Linked DNA regions of Homo sapiens: region 2 is linked to region 1. Evidence: chromatin contacts called from ENCODE Hi-C or POLR2A ChIA-PET data. All regions are on one chromosome and are shown on one strand. The core of a region is the stretch at or near the end of the contact, and the rest is flanking DNA. Distances in the headings are between cores, read along the strand shown.

What was found. Hi-C counts contacts between places; a loop is a spot of excess contacts on that map. ChIA-PET counts read pairs that join two places held with the same protein, here RNA polymerase II (POLR2A). Pooled maps may share reads with other maps.
Region 2: a loop to region 1 is called in a map of gastrocnemius medialis, with 2.6 times the contacts of the local background. The contact joins two enhancer-like sites. A Hi-C loop is called at or near these places in 1 of 168 maps with a recorded cell type or tissue (gastrocnemius medialis) and 2 of 50 pooled maps. POLR2A ChIA-PET finds 5 or more read pairs at or near these places in 1 of 52 experiments (activated T-cell).

What each region holds. Positions count from the first base shown.
Region 1 is chr6:133,058,454-133,066,321 of GRCh38, reverse strand. No RefSeq gene overlaps it. Among named protein-coding and RNA genes, the nearest start is that of LINC00326, 26 kb to the left of the region's middle. Within about 2 kb of position 4,066, at least 3 of the 41 ENCODE cell types and tissues checked have a DNase peak (open chromatin) inside an H3K27ac peak, as active enhancers do; they include gastrocnemius medialis, where a contact is called at or near this core.
Region 2 is chr6:133,365,510-133,373,377 of GRCh38, reverse strand. The region is part of intron 2 of EYA4 (EYA transcriptional coactivator and phosphatase 4); the gene reads right to left. Among named protein-coding and RNA genes, the nearest start is that of EYA4-AS2, 87 kb to the left of the region's middle. Within about 2 kb of position 4,582, at least 2 of the 41 ENCODE cell types and tissues checked have a DNase peak (open chromatin) inside an H3K27ac peak, as active enhancers do; they include gastrocnemius medialis, where a contact is called at or near this core.

The sequences.
Region 1 (7,868 bases), core at 2,817-5,316:
AAATAAATGAGAATTGTTTAAATAAAGTATGTAAACTATCTAAAAGCATAAATATCACAGTGTATGTCAAGAACTTTGTCATTATAATAGGGTTTAAATATATGAAATGTAAGCTTTGAACAAATTAGTAGTTGCCCATAAACACCCTTAAAATATTTATAGTTTTAGCTCTTTTCCAAGTTCAAACCAACTTTTAGGAGACACTATGTAAATTAGAAACATTTTCTCACATATCCTTTGCATGTTTTGTGGGAGGTATAATTGTAGCAAATATGGGAAATATTCTATTTTATTTTGAAAGCAACCTTCAAAGGAATTTATTAAATGCCAGGGTCAAGATGTGAGTTTCTATTTAACAGACTGAGCTATACGTTAAAAGCAAAAAAAAAAAAAAAAAAAAATCAGATGACTTAACAAAACTAGAGAAATCTAAAAATGAACTAAGGGCTTAACTTCAACTTCCATTTATTCAATTTAAAATATCTGTAAATGTTGCTTATCCTGCCTGGGATAAGGTAAAATATAGATCTTGATCTTTAGCTCAGGAAAAAGGTCTTGCTAAGGAGTCAACATCCCTGGGCTAGGAACTCACGAAATAAAATTTGTATTTTTCAGTACACATATTTACTCTTAAAATAGCATTTTAAAATTACAGAAGTAAGGCCAGTTCATGATAGAGATTTAGAGAAATTTTAAAACATATACAAGAAAAAAAATCAACTCCCTTTCATGGGCATATGATACCAAAAAAAAAAAAAAAAAGAGAGAGAGAGATTGTCTCACTTCAACTCTAAGGGCAAATCAGAGAGGGGTGAATATGTCTGGAGTCTTTGGGATTTTGCTATTGCAGGAAGCCTGAGAGGAAATCCCCAACAAAATAAGCCTGACCCCTAGAAAGACTTAGTTATTGGAAGGGAGCTGCTATTCCAGTCTCAGTGCCACATGGGGTCCAGTGCTAGAAGTGGGCTCTCTGGCCAGTTCTTTATTAAGATCATATGTTGGTCCAACAGAAGGCTGGGGAATCCAGGAAAAGCTATTCCAATAAAACTTAATAAGTCCCTGGGAAATAAAGAAGATGATGCAGGTATTTCCCTAAGAGGAGGTATCACAGAAAGGAAATAAACCATATCTCCATTTTATCCAAAGAGCAATGAGGAGGTATTTGGTATCTGGAGGGAGGTCCTCAGTGCTTCAGCTCAGGTGGGAGAAAATGATGCCCAACAAATACTGGTGGAAGACAATTCTGTCCAACCCAACCCAGGGCAACAGCAGCAGGGGAGGCAAGATCTATAACAAGACTGCAAATGCAAGAAAGATATCCCCTGGTCCATGGATTTGGCAAGGAATGATGTCTTGTTTTAATTAGCATGTCTTTGATGACTAAGGAATGTTTAAAATTATGTACAAGTTTATTGGTCATATACATCTAGTGACTTGCCTGTTCATATCTCTCTTTTTATGCTGTGATGTTCATTCTTTTCGTTTAAAATGGTTTATAATCTGAAGATATTAACAATCTTTCTGCAATATGTTGATCCTATTTTTTACAGTTTGTAATTTGCTTTTTGGTTTTATTTATGTTTCAACCCAAATCTATCAATATTTTCTTTTATTTTCTCTACACTCCACTCCAAGATCAGCAAGACATTTGTCTTTAAGCTATTATATTTCATTCTATAAACCACCTGAATAAAATTTTTTAATATAACAGCCGTCTAACTCCTTTTTTGCATTTTTAAACCAAAGATCTGATTACCATTACTTGGATAATCCGTTACTTCATCACTAATTTGAAATCTCATCTTTATCACATTCATTTTACACATATCATTTATTAACGTATTTATCATCTATCCAATTTATTTATGCTTCCAATGATCTGCTGTAAATTCTAATGCCAGTGCCACACTGCTCTAAGTAATGTGATTTATAATTTATTTTAATATCTGATAATGCAAGTAGGTCTTATTGTTTTTCTTTTAAAAACAATCTTGCCTAGTTTCCTCCATTTATTTTTCCAAATAAATTCTAGAACTAGTGGTCAAATTTCAAAGAAGAGTTATTTTTGTGCATATTGGGTTAAAATTTCATTAAATGTATACATTAATATGGGGAAGAAGCGACAACTATACAGTGTTGAAAATTTCCATCTATATATTATCATATATTCCCTTCTATATAACCCATCTATATATATTATATATTCCCATCTATATATTATTATAATAAATGGAGAGAACAAAATATATCTCTCCATTTATTGTTTTATATATTTTTGAGTAAAGCTTTAGAGCTTTGTTTTCATTAGTTTCTGCATATGTCTTACTAAGTTTATTCCAAATTAGTATATATTTTTGTATATTTTGTATCTCTTCAAAAGAATCTTTTCAATCCATTATATTTTAAGTGGTATTTTTCTGTCATATAGAAAGATAATCATAATTTAAAATAGAATTCTTGATGAATATCTCCTTATACACAGTGTTTCCTCCAAATGCTTTGCAACTGATGACATTTAAGTTTTAGGTAAAGTGAAAAACCCATGGACTTTAGCATGAAACATACCTACCTTTCAATCTTGTTTTGACCATTTCTCACTATGCAAATTTGGTATGTCTAGCATACAGTAGGAAGAAAAATATTAGTTCCTTATTTCTCATCCTGTTCCTCATAGAACAATGACTTGGGAATTTCATTCGTTAGTTACATGAACTAGAAAAAATAATTATTATAAACATATACACATATGGGCTTTACTCATTAATTGCGCAAACATTCACTGACTAAGCACAAACTACCAGGCACAGTGCTAGGCACTGAGGATATGAAGGTGACAATATCTGCCTACTGAAATGTGTGGTAGTCTCAACTACATCTCAAGCCATCAGTGGGTTGACTGTTAGAAATCAGTGGATTTCTCTTCTGGATCTTTAGATAATGTGTCTGATCAATCTATTTCTTTCTCCTGAGCAGGTACTCTCATGTATGACTTTCCCATTTTACCAGCTTAATAAATGGTTCTCAGCCTGAGCAAACTGAAGCAAACTATTGGGCATTCCCATTTTCATTTCTGAAGTGACTGCTCAAATCTTTATTTCATTTTATGCCGATGCCTCGGGAGCTGACCTAGGATAAATGGAAGCTACCAACTGCCAACTGTGCTGTCAGCTGTGTGGCCGGGTCAAAGGTGCTGGCTGAGCTTGCAAATTCTGAAGGTTTGCCAGCAGTGAAGGTATTTGCCTTAGAGGGAAATGATGCCTTGTACATATCTCATCCCACAGTGCTGCTGAATGCGTCCATTTCAGGCAATGCCCAATTTGGAGAAAAGAAGAAGTGCAAAAAAAGATGTTTCTTTGACCTCACCGCAAATACGTAAAACCACCTGCAGATCCACAGCCACTCTAATCTTTGCCTTGGGCACACCCTTTTGCTTTAACAGTAGAGAAGAAACAAGTTTCTGTTCCCTCCGAGTGCTGGGAAGTGGCATGACAGCTGGTTTCCATGAGCAGAGCACATACTCCAACCCTGCAAAGAAAAAACTCCCCACAATGCTCTTTTATCTATTAAACTAAAGGGGGTTTTATTACACTTTTGTACATTCAATACATTTATCTAAATTTTTCTCGCATTGAATTATTGTCAAGAAAAGGCTGTTCTTGCATATATATATGTGTGTGTATATATATATGTACTTGTGATCATGCATAACTTAAATGCTAAATTTCTGATTTTTTTGGAGAGGATAACATTTAGAAAAAAATCTATTGACTAAACAAAAATCATTTGACACATGAGGTCAAACCTTAATTTAGCTGTAGGAATCATTGTCGTATCAATGTGGAAGTAGAAATAGCACTAAAAGAATGTTCTTTTTCTCCTGAAAGATGCACCCTCTGACCCACTTTGTGACACATAGTGAGGAGTTCAGTAACTATAAATGTTACCGATGACTCTTATCCTTGGTTTAACTCTGGGTTCTTCTAAATGCTTATGTAGAGTACAAATTATCTGCTGAAGAGTAGCCAAGGTTGCCAAGTGAACAGCACTGAAGACGTCAGAAGGGAGTGAAGTTTGGAAGTGAAACAGCAGCCTTTAAATAGCCCGACAACACACATCATGAGATGACTTCAGTGGATCTCCCATCACTACGGATTGGCTGTAAAGGAAAAATCCTCTTAAGTGTTTAATCCAGAAGATAACTTTTTATTCAATTACTACCAGTATAATTACTATACTATTGTTCAAGATTTTATTCGTTCTTCCTTTTTTTGTCCACTTTGTCTTTTCTTCCTCTAGAAATTCAGAACCTGAATGATTTCTCATTTGAGTCAATTTTGATCACTGCAATCATTAAATTAGACATAATTTAGAAACTTCTAATGAAAAAAGAACATAATTAAGCCAAATTATCAGAAGTTTTAAGGATTGAAAATATTATCAAACAATTTTTAATAGTATTTTTTCTAATAAAAATTCTGAGACATTGGATGAATTAAGATCTATTGATATGAAAGAATGCTCATGTAACTATGGAAAAGAAATTAACATTTAGTTAGTGTTCTAATATGCCAAGCATTATGCATATTAAACTAAGCATTTTCCATATTTTTTCTCATTTACTCTTTTTTACTGCCTTACAAAATATGTGTTATTGTCCCCAGTCTACAGGGCAGAAAACTGGAAATTCACAAAGATTAAAGTATTCAAGTTTAGAAAGAAACTGTTTTTAAGTGACAGAATCCGGATTAAAATCCAGGTCTGCTGACCCCGAGGCTCTTTCTCTTTCCATTTTATCCCATAGGATTTTCCACTCAGCCAAAAATTGAACTTTAAATTTTTACATATTTTTAAATTTAAATATATTTTTCCTCATTAACAACAAAAAAATGGAAAAGAAGAATTATAATTGGTAACATTGACATCAATTTTTAAAAATATTTGTTTCATGCAATAATAAAAATTGTTTTTCTTTTAATAGTAAATGATTTGAGTGAAAAAGTTATCACCATTGTAAATAAAACATAGCTTAATTGACTTTAATATTGCTAGCAAAATTAAATTTGTACTAGGCTCATAGAATAAATAAAAAGTGCATGCATATTTGCCACATTTAATATAGAATGTTTTTTGTAATTTTCAATCTTTTTTGAGTATACTTGCCAAAGCTGTATTTATTTAAGCTGTACAATGTGGTGATTTGACATAGGTATTCACTGTGAAATGATTGTCAAAGTCAAACTAATGTACATATCCAATCACCAATCACCTCACATAGTTATGATTTTTTGTGTGTGGTGAAAACACTTCAGATCAACTCTCTTAGCAAATTTTAAGTACATGATTCAGTGTTATTAACTATAGTCACCATGCTGTACATTAGATTCCAGAACTTATTCATCCTGCATAACTAAAACTTGTCCCTTTTTCTCCCTGTTTCCCCATCCTCCAGCCCCTGACTACCACCATTCTACTCTGCTTCTGCACATAAACAGGAGCATTCATTTATTTGTCTGTGTTGGCTTATTTAACTTAGCATAATGCCCTCTGCATTCATCCATGTTTTTGTAGATGGCAGAATTTTCTTTTTTCTTTTTTAAGGCTGAAGAATATTTCATTATAAGCACACACAGACACACACACACACACACACAGTGTCATGCATTGCTTAGGGATGGGAATACGACTGAGAAATGCACCTTTAGGTGATTTCATCATTGTGTGAACATCATTAAGTGAAATTACACAGACCTAGGTTGTAGAGCCTGTGACACACCTAAGCTCTATGAAATAGCTGGCCTATTGCTCCCGGGCCACAGACCTATACAGCATGTTACTGCCACACCAGCATCACCACAGACACTTGGCTAACCCAGTCCTCTATGAAGAAGTTATGATGGTTATGACATCATGAGGTGGTAGGAATTTTTCTACTACATTATAATCTTATAGGACCACAGTCATATATGTGGTCCATTGTTGGCTGAAATGTCCTTATGTGGTGCTTGACAGTATATATACACCACATTTTCTTTATCCAGTCATTATGCTTTCTCTTGATTTATTTTTGGATTCTTAATGATCAAAAGAAAACAACAAAACAGCTCTTTTCTCTGTCCTCTGTCAACCTAGTCCCTCATTTGTGATTCAACATCCCTAACTTCCAGATATATTTAGTGCTATTGGTTACATTTATATCTAAAAAGGAAACACAAAATCACGGTAAGGTGTAATTTTTTTTTAAAAAAAGAGCTTGTTAATGTGTGAGTGATGGGAATGTATCCAAACGTCTCTCTCCCTCCCTCCGTCCCTCTCTCCCTCCACTTGTGGTTGTTGGTGGTGATGTTTCTTCTGGATAGGCACACAGGTCCCCTCGGATGAGCCAGAGTCTGAACACTGTTGAAAATGGCCCCTTGAAGAACACAAACTCAACAGAAAGTCCCGTCAGAGGATACTCTTTTGCTCACCCAATGGTGTGTGGCCCTGTGGTAAGTTAGAAGTTGAAAGCCAATGTTATTTTTCCTTCTGCCATGAAAATGTGCCTGGAGTAACAGGGAGAACACAATTTCATGTGCTAAATTCTCCTCAATTTTATTCTCTGGAATTATTTCCAAGGAATATACCTCTATGGAAAGTTTACTCTCCAAAGCTGTAGTATTCAATATGGTAGCCATCAGACATAGGAGGCTGCTGACTGCTTAAGATGTGGGTAGTGCAGCTGTGGAACTAAGTTTATTTTACTTTAATTAATTTAAAATTTAAAACTGACATCATGTAAAACATTTCTGTTCAACACATCTATATTGATTTGGCAAGTACACTTGACCCTTAAACAACATGAGAGTTAGGGACACCGACAGCCCAAGCAGTCAAAACTCCAAATAGAGCTTCTGACTCCCCAAATACTTAACTACTAATAGACTGCTATTGACTGGAAGCCTTGCTTATAGTATAAACTGTCAATTAGCACATATTGTGTATATTATATGCATTATATACTGTGCTCCTACAGTAAAGTAAGCTAGAGAAGAGAAAATGTACTAAGAAAATCACAAAGAAAAGAAATATGTTTACTATTCAGTAAGCGGAAATGACCATATAGGTCTTCATCCTTGTCATCTTCACGTTAGGTAGGCTGAGGAAGAGAAGGAGGAAGAGTAGGGGCTGGTTTTGCTCTCTCAAGAGTGCAGAAGAGGAATAAAATCCAGGTATAAGTGAACTTGTGCAGTTCAAGCGCATGTTGTTCAAGGGTCAACCTTGTACAACATTTCACTTTAACTGTTGCATCAAATGTGAGATATTATTTAAATTAAATTTTATTTCTTGCTTTTTTAGTGTGGCTAATAGGAAATTTGAAATTACATATATAGCCCACATTATGTTTGTATTGCACAATGCTATTCTAGAGAAAGTAGGACAAAGATTCTGGTGTCAGACTGAATGGGATCAATGCCCTACTCCTCTACCTACCACCTGTTAAGCTGTGGGGAAATTTACTCAGCTTCTCTGTACCCTGGTTTTCTCATCTGTAAATACGTGTACCTACCTCATAGGGTTATGGGGATTAAATACATTCAGATTTATGAAGTGCTTAAAATCGTGCCTTACATACAGTAAGCACCATCTATACATTTCTAAATTGAGAATAAAAGCAAATTATTCCTCTCTAGAAAAGACAGATCAAAATTCTTCCAACGGATACTCAGTGAGAGCAAAGTTACCACAGTTAATCTAATGATATAAACTAAATATCTGTAATACATGAAGAATTTGAATAGATAGTTTTTTTTATTAAGTCCCCCAAAATGACACTTATGATACGGACCAACCAAAACACACATTCTTATGAAAGCGTAGCACTACCTTGAAAT
Region 2 (7,868 bases), core at 3,333-5,832, 310 kb before region 1:
TCATGTTTTTCGCAACATATTCTATATCTTTATAAATTTTTTTAAAGATATTGGAATGTTTTGGCCACAAGGTTAAGAAAAACTCACCCATTTATCAAGATCTGCCAAGCACAAAAGGACCCCAGACAAGCCAGTGCTCTACCACTTAACAAATGCAGCTCATCTTGGTCATTAAACTTCAAAAGAATTTGGCCACAGGCATAGTTACATATGTTTCCAAACATAAAATATCAATCATTATGTAATATACTCTAGTACACCATCATTTACCTATTAAGTAAAAATGACAACTAACCTTTTCAATTTGAACAATAATTGACTATAAAGGTTGTCTCACTTACCAATATAAAATTGTTCAATTCATATGCAAAAGTTTTGTTAAAGTTTATCTGTGTGCGTATGTCTGTATAAGTACATATATATGCCTAAACTTTAAAAAACATTTTAAAAGTATATATAAAAACTCTCCTAATGTGCCCAATAGTATCACCATAACTTTTAAAAAAATTAGAAATTCTTTAACTTTAAAAACAAATTGATAGAATGCACACAAAATTTTAAAGCAATTTTAAATTTAACAACATATATCTCTATATATCTGTAGATTAATTTATATAAAATATAAATATTTCTAGAACAATACATTGATAAAATAATTATGTAAAACAGGCATATTTTTGAATTTTACAGATTTTATCTTCTTGATCTTCCATTAAAATAGCAACATTTATAAAGAGAAAATTCAAGAATGTTGGCATCAAGTTCTTTATTTTTAAAATTAAGCTTTATACAATAAAAAAAAATGTATTTATAGCATGCTGGATTGAATCTGATATTTTCCACAACATCGTAGCAACATTTTTGAGTTTTAAAATCTATTTTAAAGTAGTTTTATATTTTATATTAAATCTCTCTTCTATAACCATTGTTATAAAAAAAGATTACAAATCACCTTTTCTCAGGTTTTAATCCTAAAATAAAATTCTTCATTAGTAGTTAATAAGACACTGACTGTAGCATAATTTACACACCAAGAATGCAAATTATATGATTTGTTTGAGTAGAAATACTCAAATTGTCAAATTAAAGAAAAAACAATTTAAATTACCTGTAAACTAAGAGCTGAAAATAGTTCTATGTGAAACATTTCACACATACAAGCATGTGACCAGAAGAAACAGCATCATTAACTGTGTAACTTCAACTAAAATCTAAGAAATTTATTACAATAATTTTTATATGCAGAAGCTTATTCCTTAGATGAAAGTAAAATTTAGTCAGTTAATTTCACAATTTTTATGTCCCTAAATTCTGGACTGTCATAAACAATTAAATACACTCTGCAGTCTAAATGTTAAAGGGATTCATACAGCAGGAATGCTCAAGGGTTAAAGAGTATAGGAATTATAGATTAGGTATATCTGTAGTGAAGGTCTCATTCTAGGTAAACCTAATAAATAATTGAGATATACTCACAATTTCTTCCTCTTTGACCTCAATTAAAATGGCTTTCTGGGAGCTGGTTCTAAGGACAATTTATCCTGGTTTCCTCAATACACGTAGGAAGTCATCTGGCTTTTCTATTTCTTCAACAGCTGCATTACCTGTTAAATTTGGCTTGCACCATTTCCCTAAAGCAAAATGTGTGCCACCCCTGGACTCACACAACCATCTCCCTCTACAGGGTTGCTACAGGATCAAAAAGTTAGATCATACAATTTTGAAACTGCTAACGAGAGTAATTTATAAGGAACTTGGAGAAGAAAAGAGAAAAACCAAAGTAGAGATAAAAAATTGGCCTCTCTGTCCCTCTTCTTCCCCCTGCAAAAAGTTAGAACCCATTATATGGTTACTGGTATTTGCTTTTCTTGGTCATTTTTGATAAGTAACATTTTAGTGGTTTAGTGAACTTTCGGTTAGAAAACAAACAAAACGCAAAATAAGGTAGTGTAACATCATTATTCAATTGCAGAGTATTTCAGAAAATAGTACCTACAACTCAGAAAAGAAGTGGGAAACTGGATAGTGCTGACTGATGCTCAGTAGACCCCGTAAACCAAACGGGAAAACTTATTGGCTGGGATAATCTATCCTCCCTTTCTTCCAGCAGCTTCCCTAACTATCCACCTCTAACAGTAAATCAGTACTCGCAAATACTTAGAATAGATCTATTTTCTCCGCCTGAATTGTGTTGTTCTCACAAGAATAAAATAGTCCCAACACAGCAAAGCTTCCCTCAGTCGTCTTTAACAAAACAAATGCTGTTATTATTTTGACAATTCTCCCACATCTCAACCCTCTGATGCAGCAAAACAGCAATTTACACTTCTTCTTCTTGAGAAAGACACAAAGATATATTTAAATAATTTAAACCAAAGCATACCAAAGCCTTCCACATCAAGGTTTTAAATCAAAGTATGTGCTCAGTACACATCTAAAGGAAGGTAAACCTCACTAAACACTACAGGATTCTTTAAAAAGTTAAAATTAAACTTGATCTTACTATTATGGTTTCAGGAAAAAATAGTTCCATAAATGGAGGGAAACACTCATTCTCTTAAAAATATGACATATCTATCAAGATGACTACATCTCAAATCTAATGAAAAGTTCAAATTCAGCACAAATTTCAAAACAAATTATGCAGAAAAAAGCCTTTCATTTAAATAGTTGGTATTAGTTTTTTAAAATCCTGCAGTAGCATGTACTATTAGGGGAAAACAAAGTTGACTGTTAAAAGTTTTGTAGTGAAATGTAATCTATTATCACTTATCACGTTACCTGCATTTCTCCCAACATTAACATAATGTAATTTGAATAGCTGAATTTTATAAAGTAAACAAAGACGAAGTGTGTTTCACACTTTAGCCATAAACAGATCAGGGATTTTCTCTAATTGATTGGCTTGCTCAGTTCCTATGTACAAGTTTCTTCTATCATCCTTGTACTAAAAAACTGTGAAAAATCTAAACAACCTATTTTAACAAGAAAAATATTTTTCTCTGAGATAGAACTGCCTACACTTAAATGTGTGACTGCCCATGGAACATAATAATAATGATAACGCTTCAACCAAAAGCTAAATGCAACTTACCTCATTCAAAACCCCAAAACCTGAAATTTATTCCAGCTGTATTTGGAAGTCAGTTCTGTAGTGCGTGTGTGTGAAGTTCAGCAGCCAATAAATTCCAGTCTCCATTGTCAGTAGAATGAAACTGTGTCGAGGTTTACAGAATGCTCTGAGAGGTTTATAGTCTCTAACCAACACCCAGGTAGCCTTAAAAGCACCTTGCTCTGGCGTGAACCTTCGGGCTCCAGGAGCAGTGCAGTTATGTAGGTTAAATAGGAGGAGACCTGGATAGTAAACACTCCTGGTTCCGACCAATGGCTTTCCACGCCCTTCTGTTTATAGTAAGATGACTTGATGTCAGAGGTCACCCTCATCAGCAGCTCCTGTCTTTCAGTGAAATCTAACGTAGGGCATTATCTGGAGGTGCTTTTAATGAAGCCACATCTCCTGACTCCTAGACTCTAGCAACCTGCTGTCATGGTGATACATTCATAACCCATTGTTGTAAACCACTCAGAATTAAATCCCTGCATTAAATTTTCAAAAAGCAAATTTTACTTTAAATTTCTTTAAAGCAAAACATTTCTGTAGGAGAAACACTTTATGGCAAGTTAATATCAATAAGGATGGTATTCATTTAAAGTTCCCTACCAACATTTTACATTTTTGTTTGTTCTCGTTTTTTTGGATAAGACAAGGTATGTAAGATTTCACTTTCATTATTACTTCACTCTAAAAAGTACAGGGCTCTCTTCTAGTTTTAGGTACACATGTATGTCAACAAAATGGAAAGATAATTACAGACATTTTTATTTAATTTATTTTGTATATATTTTCATCTGAGGTAGACTGAAGGGATGAACACAATTATAAATGCTCACACAGATGTTAACATTTTATGTAATATATTTTATAAAATAAAGTCTTTTATGTTTACGAAAGAGAGGGATATATTAATTTCTAATGAAATGAAAATGAAACAAGAATAGATAAATTCAAGAGATAAGGATAATGTGAGTAATCTTAATGATTAGATAATAAAATCAGATAATAATGCTATTATCTGATATTAACATTCCCTTTTATTCTAATAGCTTATGAAAAATAATTATTTTCTTTAAAGAAAACAGTATCTTCCAACTCATCTCTCATCCCTTCAAAAATGTCTTAACAGATCTTAAAAGAAAGATTAAACTCATTTCATAAGTTCTTCAGACAGTATTTCAGTGTAGCATTTCCTGTCTCTAATTTGTTTATCTAACACTGAGTTTATTTCTTTTTTTCTCATAATCTTTACAGTTTGGCTCTAAATGATACAGTGACGTACAGGAAAAGAGTAAATACTGCATCTGAGTAATTTGTAGCACAAGTATTTACTGAAGTCATTTTCATTTTCAAGGGAGGATTGAATGAAGAATCATTTACCTATTTCAGGTTTGGACAGCACACAGACGCCCCAATGGCTTTAGGAACTGAAGACGGCGCTGTCTCCCTACTAGTGTCAGCTGCTTCTGCTGCGAAACTGGGTGAGTGTGTGCATTCCACCTGCAGCACATGGTCAGCCCAGGTTTTGATGCCACTATGATATTTATATGACAGAGAGCTGCCTGACTTCATCAAAGTTCACAAAGCATGTGGATTATTTTAGAGCGCCAGAGATCCCATTTTGACAGACGCAATTCTTTGTTCCTAGTATGGTTAGGATCACTAAAAATAATGTCTTTGCAGCCAAATACTTTCAAGCAGTTGGAGCCTGTTGAGTATTGTGGTATAAATTATATTTTTAAAGTTCAACTGAATATGCTTTTTTAAATGGCTACTTTCTTAAGGGACTGTAAGTCATTCAATATTTTCAAAATGCTTATGAGCTCAAGAAACACTCACTGAAGCAAAATATATGTCTGTTCCTGTTACAATAGAGGCCCAGTGAACCTTGCCTAAAACTCTGGGAGAATAAGTTCTTCATGCATTAAAGAAGCCTGGGTGGATTGTAATTTTCTTCCCTAATCTTAAAGCGGGGCGAGGTAGGAACAACAAACAAAGTGTGGTGAAGACTTTATAAATATAAACGTGAAAACAAATGTCATTTGCAGTTTCAATTTTTAAAGAGTACAAATAACTATAATTTTTCTGATGAGAAATATAATCTTTATCTCAGCTTACACCAGGACACCAAAGTGTTCCTAGAAACAGAGAAATGGTATCCCTTTACTTTGTACCATTATAACCAAGTGGGAAAATTGCATAGATGATTTTTAATAACATTTTATAAACAGAGATGTCTAGGATGCCCTTCTGGTTCCAGCATACTGCCACCAATTAATTATGTGACCTGGGAACAAACATAGAGGTTTCCATCTCAGAGTGCCAGTATTTATTTTTGAATATGAACCACACATTCTGAAAGACTCCATCTTCCATATATATTTTATTTAACAATAACGGTTTTCATTACCCCATGTTTAAAACCAAGCACATAGCAATCATTCAATGCTGCTAATTATTATGACATCCTGTAGGTACGAATTATTAATAGTTAATAAGATAGCCAAAATCAAAGGAACTGGATATTCTTAAAAACCAGTACAGCCTTACTATGGGTAAATTCTTAATTTCCCTTGTTTTAAAATGTTGAAAATGGCACCCTGACCTCCAAAACCTCTATACAGTGCTTTTGAGTCCATCAATCTATGAGAGTCAGCCACACATTCTGATAAAAGTGAAGCTATTATGAACTATTGACAGCTGATATATTAAATAGCAGTGACTTTCCCATTGTCAGTACTACACTGGTATTTGTTGGATGCATGAATATCCTTCAAAGTAATATGCGAATCAAGATTTAGTCAGTAATGACACCTGTTAAGTTTGGTAGAAGTCTTGCCACATATATACGTATTTTTAAAATCAAGAAAATAAATTAATTACTGCAGTTTCATGGGGTGCATCCTTTACATTTACTTTGTCTACTCCCTCTCCATAACTCTTAGCACAAGGAAGCTGCTTACATACTTCCTTTCTTCGTGTCTTCTACTCTTCTCAGCATGAGTACACATAAGTAGGCAGCAAGAATCACAAAAAGTCTGAGATTTTACCCTGCTTGTAAGCTAACACAGTAGCCTCAGTTGCACGGATATAGGAAGAAGACCCAAGGATCCAGGTTATGGGGGCACTTGGTGAGCAGTTTAGTAAGACTACTTGTCTAGTAATCTATCAAGCACCCTTCATCTCCAAAGCTGTGAAATACCTCCAGGTTCTTTTACAGCATTTCTTGCCACTTTTCATTACTGGCAAACTAACTAAAAGAACTTCCTGAATGATTCCAAGAAATGACATTTGACATTAAGAGATAAAACAGAGCCAACATGGGAGAACAAAGAAAAAAACAAAAGCATAGTCATGTAATTCTGATAACTACTGGCAAGCATTAGAGAACGAAGAAAAACAATGTACAATTTCTGTATGTTCAATAAGCCCCTAAATTGCTACTTTGAAAAAGACCACATGAAATCAAAACTAAACAGCCACCACAGCTTCCTTAGCCAGGCTACTGATGTGTTATCTACATAGAATATAAAATCCAAAACCTAAGGGACTACTTTTAGTTAAACACTTAACAAATCATGTCCATGCCACTGTATAACAAATACCACGTAGAAATCAATGCAATCATTTCATTTGCCATTTGCTTAACTGTCTTCCTTCTTTGCCTATTAAGGCTGACAAACTCACATACATTCAGAAGCCAAGATGGTTATTTAAAAGAGAGAAGCAGGTCAAATGGAGGTGGGGCTGTGGGCAAATGCATGATCTGCCCCCAGTCATTCAAACTCTACTGGATAATTCATCTAGTGCCATGCCTTAACTACTGTCTATATAGTGTAGGTTCCCAAATTTTTATCACCACCTGAGATTCATCCTCTTAGTTCTAAACTCTCTCACTCTCCTGCCTAACTTATACCTCTACATAAATAATCTCACAGCCATATGGAACTTGAACATGTCCAGTGCTGAACTCTTTATTATTTCTCTACCAATGCTATATTTACCGTCCAAAATGTTTCATTTAGGTAAAGCCGGAAACAGGAGTCACTGAGTCCTCCCTTTCCACAAACTCTATATCTAAATTCATCATCAATTGAATTGATGCAGGCTTCAAAATATGTCTCAAATCTGTTCACTTCTCTTCATCTCTTCAGCCACTTCTCTAGTTAAAACCAATGTCATCTCCTATTTGGATTACTACAGTAATCCCCTAAGCAGTTTCTCTCCTCTAAAACTGTTTTCTTATATTGTGTTTGTCTATTTGGCATCCATTTATCACAAGGCCAGTTATATCAACTCTATTTCATTATTTTCTGTATTCCGATGCTCTGGAATTTGTGGCCTCACTGAATGGGAAGAGACTATACTCCCAGAGCTAGCCAATTCTTAGTGCAAAGGGCTGGTCTGGGATCATGCCCTTCATATGCAGCTAACCAATCCAGAGACCACACCCTCAACTATCCCCTTTATCAACTTCTCATCAGTAAGTCAATACTCCCCTTCCCTAAATCTCCCAGGGCCAGGTACCAGACAACCAGGTATCACCCCTACAACCCACAGCCCACTGAAATTACTCAAACTAGCCAGTCCTAAACTGTTTCCTCTGCCCTTCCCTTTCCCACAGAAACCCCACTAAAGGATATGGCCCAGGCTTTCCCTTCCTCCTTCTGCATCCTGACCAAACCCAGTGCTTCCCCATGCGCCCCATCGTGGGAAATGTAAGTAATAAAATTACTTACATTTAATGTAAGTG